Regions from separate parts of the Homo sapiens genome. Here region 2 is linked to region 1. A link is an interaction called in ENCODE POLR2A ChIA-PET data of the cell type or tissue named here. Cell type or tissue: IMR-90. All regions are shown on one strand.

Evidence for each region. Peaks named below come from ENCODE experiments on the same cell type or tissue, not always from the same donor. Only the 100,000 strongest peaks of a DNase experiment are listed, where the experiment ranks them.
Region 2: POLR2A ChIA-PET joins it to region 1 with 7 read pairs; 3 of 35 experiments call an interaction of 5 or more read pairs at or near these places.

Annotation. Positions count from the first base shown.
Region 1 is chr5:139,773,806-139,777,805 of GRCh38, reverse strand. It overlaps a transcript of PSD2 not described here. Among named protein-coding and RNA genes, the nearest start is that of PSD2, 20 kb to the left of the region's middle. In IMR-90, a CTCF peak has its summit at 2,517; a DNase peak (open chromatin) is centred at 2,385; H3K27me3 peaks cover 1,092 bases.
Region 2 is chr5:139,443,914-139,447,913 of GRCh38, reverse strand. It overlaps the pseudogene RNU5B-4P. Among named protein-coding and RNA genes, the nearest start is that of DNAJC18, 6.4 kb to the right of the region's middle. RefSeq lists an enhancer at 366-445. In IMR-90, no CTCF peak of the experiment used is centred here; DNase peaks (open chromatin) are centred at 2,123, 3,573 and 3,923; H3K27ac peaks cover 531 bases.

The sequences.
Region 1 (4,000 bases):
GCTCAAGCAATCCTCCCACCTCAGCCTCCCAGGTAGCTGGGAACACAGGTGTGTGCCACCACACGCAGCTAATTTTTGTATTTTTGTAGAGATGAGGTCTGGCCATGTTGCACAGGCTCATCTCGAACTCCAGAGCTCAAGCACTCCACCCACGTCGGCCTCCCAAAGTGCTGGGATTAAGGGCATGAGCCACAGCACCCAGGCTGCTCCCCACATTTCTAGCATGGCCTTTGGAAACTAAATTTTTCTTTATCATCAAAATTATTTTATTCTCTTTGCCCCAATCCTCAGTCTTCCTGAGCAAACCTGTCTTACAACCAAATGACCTTCAAGCTACTAAGTTAGACAGACGTTGCCTTTCTCCCCTACAAGGCCTCCCTCCCACCAGCTTTGAAATAGTCTTGCTTTTGCCTCTCACTTTAATGCACACATTGGCATCTGTTTGCAACAAGAGGCCCCAAGGAGCTAAAAGAGGTCATCTCTGGGTGGTAGGATTGGGGATATTTTTCCCTTGTGCATATTTTTTACTTTCCCTATAACAAACACATATTTTTTTGTGTATTGAGAAAAAGCCACTACAGAAGGGGCCATTGCCAATTAGGGTATACCCAGTGGAGGGTTGCCCAGGAGATGAAGGGCTGAAAAGGTTGTTTATAGGGAACTGGCACCACTTAAGCTGGAGAAAAGGCTGGAATGGGGATGGGAGGACACAGACCTCTCTGCAGCCATCTGGGGCCTGTGTGCAGCAGATGGAGTCACTTGTTCTGTGCTCCACAGAGTGAGCTAGTTCCAACAGCTGGACAGCACAAGAAGGCCAGCTTGGTCTCACTAGAAGAAACTGTCCTACAGTGGAAACTACATGCCTTTTAAGGCAGCTATCTCCCCATCACATAAGGTGTGCAAGCAAGATGGGCAGCCCATTGTCGGGAGGGTTAGAGAGGGGATTTATAGGCTGGCCAGGAGAATGGACTGTGGTTCTTTGAGGTGCCTTAATGAAGCTCACCAGCTACTCAGGAGGCTGAGGAAGGAGGATCACTTGAGCCCAGGAAGTTGAGGCTACAGTGAGCCTTGATCATGCCACTGCACTCCAGCCTGGGTGACAGAACAAGACCCTATCTGGAAAAAAAAAAAAAAAGCAGCTCAGAATGACCTGAGCAAAGTGTCAAGGGAGCTCTGCGACCATGTCTAACATTGGTGAATAGAGGGGATGGTCAGGGAGGACTTCCTGGAGGAGTTCAGAAAACTGACTTTATGGCCCCTCAATCTCCAGCCTCTGGGTACATATCTTATTGACCTCTTTTTCTGGGGTCATCCAGCCGTTTCTGGACAAAAACAAACAAAGCCTCAGCCCCTGCCTTGCTGCAGGATCCTAGATAATTCCCTGCTCCTCTCTGGGCCTCAGGATGCCCTTCTGCTCAATGTTCTCAGCTGAAATTACCCATGATTTTTCCTCCAGGGCAGGCCAAACTGCCAGTCATGCACTTGGGGGAGGGAGGCTGCTGGGTTTTTTAGGGGGACCCTGGTTGTATCCCAGCTTACAGCCCTTGGGACTTGGGCCCGATGCCCAGAGGAGATTCAGCAGAGGTGGCAGGGGTCCCAGAAGCAGGCCAGGGGCTCAGCCAGGCTCCCTGGATACCCCTCCCCAGCCCTCAGCGGCAGGAGGTCAGGAAGGAGACTGGATGTTATCCTGCCGGTGTCGTTACCATGGTGATGGGGTATATATCTGAGCTCTCCCCAGGGCCCCTGAACCCCTCCTCAGGGACCTTGGGGAGGCGTCTTGGAGGGGGATGAGGCAGAGTGTGGTGGGGGCAAACTGAGGTCAGAAGACAGGTGAAGAGGCTGGACTCAGTGGCTCACGCCTGTAATCCCAGCATTTTGGGAGATCGAGGCAGGTGGATCACCTGAAGTCAGGAGTTTGAGACCAGCCTGACCAACATAGCGAAACTCCGTCTCTACTAAAAATACAAAAATTAGCAGGGCGTGGTGGCGCATGCCTATAATTCCAGCGACTTGGGAGGCTGAGGCAGGAGAATCGCTTGAACCTCGGAGACGGAGGTTGCAGTGAGCTGAGATCGTGCCATTGCACTCCAGCCTGGGCGATAAGAGCTCTCTCTCACAAAAAAAGGAAGAAGAAAGGAGAAGGAGAAGACAGGCGAAGAAACTCCCTCCCCTGCAGATGAGTTCATTTAGGGTGGGGCACTGGGTAGCGCACAGGCTGGGGGGTCAGGCGGGCCTGGTCTGAATTCCCCTGCTGAGTGATCTTGGGTAAGTGGCTCTACGTCTCTGGGCCTGTGAGGATGTTGGTATGACGATTAAATGAGACGCCACTGGGATGGTGATGAGCTCATGACTTTATTTTCTCCTCACACGCACAGACACTTGTAGGCAGAAACTGAGCCAAACCGAGAGTGCCGCAGATGGGCGCCCCTGACCTTCCCGCTGCTCCAAGCTCCCCACTCGGCCTCGCGCGCCCTCCCTCCTCTCATAGCTCGGCGTCCTCGCCCGCCCCCGCGCGGCCCTCCCAGGTACTGCAGCAGCCCCCGCCACTCCCGGAGACAGTGCCCCAACACTCCTGCGTCCCCTGCTGCCTTGCAAAGATAGGGTGTGGAGTAATCTGACCTCAGTGCCTCAAGGCCTTGTCTCCAAACCTTCGAAGTGTTGGCTGTTCTTCTTGGAGTCTAGCCTCACCTCCTGGGTATGGGTTCCAGATCCATCTTGCTGATCCCAGACTGGTGGTGGGCGCCAGAAGCAACCTTGGCTGGGGCGGCCAATGGCACTGCAGGCAGGAGGGCGGCGGCACAGTACGGTCTCGATAGAGGTCAAATCATGATCTGGGCTCCTGGTGATGTCCAGGAACACACTCCACGCCTCCATGTGCACACATCCACAAGCACCACACTCCCATGGTGGACACAGCAACATCACTACCCAATCAGGCCCCGTCCCTCCCCTGTGCCCTGCGGACCCCGAGGAAAGCGGTGCTTACTCTAAATTGCAAATAGAAAGCCTTTCCCGGGGCCGGGCGCAGTGGCTCACGCCTGTAATCCTGGCACTTTGGGAGGCCGAGGTGGGCGGATCACGAGGTCAGGAGTTCCAGACCAGCCTGACCAACATGGTGAAACCCCGTCTCTACTAAAAAATACAAAAATTAGCCGGGCGTGGTGGTGGGCTCCTGTAATCCCAGCTACTCAGGAGGTTAAGGCAGGAGAATCGCTTGAACTCAGGAGGCAGACGTTGCAGTGAGCCGAGATCGTGCCACTGCACTCCAGCCTGGGTGACAGAGCAAGACTCCATCTCCAGAAAAGAAAAGAAAAGCAAGAAAGCCTTTCCAGGGCCCACAGCCCTGCATCGGCCAGCCCTGCCCACCTCTTAAACCACCTCTTCCCCCATTCCCCCTGCCCATTATTCACTATTTTCCAGCAAAAATACGCAGTGCTCACTCCACACTTCAGGTCCTGTGCACTTACTGTTCCCTCTCCCTGAACCTCCACTCCTTATCCCAGATCCACCACTGGCTGCTTTCTTCCCTTCTTTTAGGCTTCAGTTCAAATACCACCTCCCCAAAGAGTCCTTTGAGACCACTGAAGCTAAGAGGCTCCCCACCCTCCATTCCTGAAAAACATGCTTCCTGCCTAATGTGTAATCTAATCATTAGGACAATGCACATCAAAAAAAAAACGAGACCGAGTGCTGCGGCTCACGCCTCTAATCCCACACTTTAGGAGGCTGAGGTGGGAGGATCACCTGAGTCTAGAAGTTCAAGGCTGCAGTGAGCTATGATGTAAACCCTTGGGACATTGAGGGACAATGTCCCTCAATGTCATTGGGACATTACATCAAGGGACATTGAAACCCTTGTCCCTTGTGCACTGTTGGTAGGAATATAAAAGGGTTCAGCCAGTATGCAAAATAGTATGGTGGTTCCTCAAACAATTAAAAATAAAATTATATGATCCACCAATTCCCCCATCTGGATATATTCCCAAAAGCATTGAAACAA
Region 2 (4,000 bases), 330 kb after region 1:
AGAGTATCACCTGGTTTATTTTTATTAGTAGGGTTGAGGCGACTGACTAACCACTCCAATAGAGGAGAGAAACAAGGGGCTGTAAACAGTGACCAGTCGTCACCAAGAAAGAAGTTTTGACTAGGAAACTTCTTAGGGAAGTTCCTAAGTCACCTCTTGGGGAGAGGTGAATGAGAAAAGGGCAAATGTCCTCTGCCTGCCCCTGGGTAGACATGCATCACTTTGGTCTTAGCTATGGGATGAACCCTGGGAAGGTTTGCGGTGAAGATAGGTCTGTGACTTCATCAACACAAACCCCACCCACTTTACCCCATACAACAGTTATCTTGTGTCCAAATATAGAATAAAAGATTGTAGAAGTACTGGAAAGTCATTTAAAGAGAAGGAGGAAAAGAAAGGAGGTGTCTGCTTTCTTAGTCTTAGTCATGTTTACCATGACACTAGTCTGGAAATGAATCTTGGGGAAAATCAAGGGAGGAGTCATCCATGTGTGTCTTTCGGGAGTATTTAACTTAATTGGCAATTTGGAACATAGGGAGAACACAGCTTACTCATTCTGAAGCAACAATATGCTATTTTTTCCTGATTCAGACTTCTCAAGGTGATGAGAGAGACAGGCTAGAACAACAAGTTTCATCCCCTCTGTCTCATTAAAATTATTAAAATGAGACTGTAGAAACCGAGTGAGCAGGGCGTAGTGGCACATGCCTGTAATCCCAGCACTCTGGGAGGCCAAGGTTCCAGAGGATCGCTTGAGGCAGGAGTTCAAGACAAGTGTATTAGACCATTTTCACACTGCTATAAAGAAATACTGGGTAATTATAAGGAAAGAGGTTTAGTAGACTCAGTTCTGCATGGCTGGGGAGGCCTCAGGAAACTTACAATCATGATGGAAGGGGAAGCAGGCACCTTCTTCACAAGGCAACAGGAGAGAGAGTGAGCAAGATCAGGAAAAACTGCCGTATAAAACTATCAGATCTCATGAGAACTCACTCACTACCATGAGAACAGCATGGAGGAAACCACTCCCTTTATCCAATCACCACCCACCTGATCCCTCCCTCGACATTTGGGGGTTATGGGGATTACAATTCAAGATGAGATTTTGGTGGAGACACAGAACCAAACCATATCAACCAGGCTGGGCAACATGGCAAGCCCTTGTCTGTACAAAAAAATACAAAAATTAGCAGGGTGTGGTGGCACATACCTGTGGTCCCAGCTACTCAGGAGGCTGGGGATCACTTGCTTCTGGGAGGTAGAGGCTGCAGTGAGCCATGGTTGATTGCACCACTCTCCTCCAGCCTGGGTGACAGGGTAAGATGTGAAAGAAAGAAAACAAAGGAAGAGAAAAGAGAAAGAAAGAAAGAAAGAAAGAAAGAAAGAAAGAAAGAAAGAAAGAAAGAAAGAAAGAAAGAAAGAAAGAAAGAAAGAAAGAAAGAAAGAAAAGGAAGGAAGGAAGGAAGGAAGGAGAAAGAAAGAAAAGGAAAGAAAGAGAGGGAAAGAAAGAAAAAGGGAGGAAGGGAGGGAGGAAGGGAGGAAGGGAAGGAAGGAAGGAAGGAAAAAAAGAAAAGGAGAAGAGAAGAGAACTTACTGTATTCTAAAATCCCCTAGGACAGGGCCTGTAACCTGCCCATGTCTGTAGCTCCTGCATGACACACTGTGCCCAGCACTTCCTAGGTAATCTAAACTGGCTCTTGGGTGAAGGAAATCTGATCATAAGATTGGGCTCTGCCACAGACTTTGGGTGCAATTGTCCCCCTCCTCCAAGCCTGTTCTCTTATATCTTTACTTTTTTTTTTTTTTTGTACCACTGCTGGAGTGCAGTGGTACAATCGTGGCTCACTGCAGCCTTGAGTTCCTGAGCTCAACCAATCCTACCTCAGCCTTCTAAGTAACTGGGACTCTTGGCATGAGCCACTGCACCTAGCTAATTTTTAAAAATTTTTTGTAGAGACAAGCTCTTGCCGTGTTGGCCAGGCCAGTCTCAAACTCCTGAGCTCAAGTGATCCTCTTGCCCTGACTTCCCAAAGTGCTAGGATTACAGGCATGAGCCACCATGCCTGGCGGGTTTTAAAGTGAGCTGGCTGGACGACTTGGCCTTCACTATCTTTTCTCATTCTTACATTCCACAGTTCTATAGACTCTGGACGTAGGAAAAAATGAATACAATGTGCTAAGTAGAGATCACTCTGGGTGAGAGCCAGAGACAAGTTGCAGGCAGCTCTGGACAAGCCTTTCACATTCTCAGGAGTTCCATTTCTCCTGTGTATTAACAGGGAAGAATGCGCCCTACCTGGCCCTGGCTACCTCACAGGCTAGTGGCTAGGTAAAATGGGATAATAAACATGGAGATACTTGGGAAGTGAGCAATTGTAGCAGACAGCTTGGAGTAGGGCACCAGCACCCAGGTCCCACTTCAGGATCAAGGCGCTTGTTCCCCAGCTGTGGGATTGTTGGCTGGTTGATGATTGGCTGATGGGGGCTAAGAGTGGGAATGAAGACCTGGACCCCTTGCCTCAATTCCTTTGCCCCCATTCCTACTTCCCTTACTCCTCATAGCTGTTGTTCCAGGGGTGCTCACTAAGAAACCTTTAGTATGCAAATCTCAGCGTCTCAGAGTCTATTTTGTGGGGTACCTAACCTACGAAAGCAATACTGCAGTATTTTTTGAGGGGAGAGAAGACAGGGTCTGGCTCTGCCTCCCAGGCTGGAGTGCAGTGGCATGGCACAATGATAGCTCACTGCAACATCAAACTCCTGGGCTCAAATGATCCTTCTGCCTCAGCCTCCCAAGTAGCTGGGACTATAGACGTGTGCCACCACAACCGGCTAATTTATTTAAATTTTTTGTAGAAATGAGGTCCTGCTACGTTGCTCAGGCTGGTTACAAACTACTGGGCTCAAGACATCCTCCCCCCTCAGCCTCCCGAAGTGCTGGGATTATAGGTGTGAGCCATCACACCTGGTTAGTTGTTTGTTTTTTGTTTTTTGTTTTTTGAGGTGGAGTTTCACACTTGTTGCCAGGCTGGAGTGCAATGGCACGATCTCCACTCGCTGCAACCTCTGCCTCCCAGGTTCAAGTGATTCTCCTGCCTCAGCCTCCTGAGTAGCTGGGATTACAGGTACCCACCACCACGCCTGGCTAATTTTGTATTTTTAGTAGAGATGGGATTTCACCATATTGGGCAGGCTGGTGTCGAACTCCTGACCTCAGGTGATCCGGCCACCTCAGCCTTCCAAAGTTGTGGGATTACAGGTGTGAGCCACCATGCCCGGCCTTGGCTAGTATTTTTTAAATAATTCATATATATTTGATTTAAATCTCACAGCCAACAGCACATGACTTAGTAGCCACTTCTGGTCCAACATCCACCATTGGGATGGAACCCCTCAGGTGACATAACAATGTCTAGGATTCTGTTTGTGCTGTTGTTATTCTGCCTGCCATGGGCACTGAGTACAGCTGCTCATCATACTGGACTAATCAGGTCAAGGACATGGGGCTTCATTCTAAGTAACTCAGCTGTCATCTTCATTATAAAACCACACATTTTCCTCTGACTCTGGGCAATGACCTGCGTATATAAGCTGTTAGTCATAAGGTATTTATATGTGGGGGAAGAGGGAGACAACTGGTATTAATAATCTTTGAGATTGAAAGGCTTTTACCCTGACACTGACACCGCAGTACCACATAAGCCATGTGGATTTTCCTGTTGCTAAGTAACTCTATCCTTTGGGAAGGGGTTGAGGATGAATTAAATGCTGAATTCTGCTCTGGAGCAAACTCTAATAGAGAGGTTTCTCCTGGAGGAGCCTACTATTTATGCAAATCCAAGATGCCACCTCTGACAGGAAATCTGAGTGCAGCCTTCTGCAGCCCTTGCAGCTTCCTTGAAACCCTATCTCTTCCTTCATGTCTAGACAACAGGATGATGATTGTTTACAAGATGACTTCCTCCCTTTTCTCACACAGGACTACGTGGTCCTTAAACAG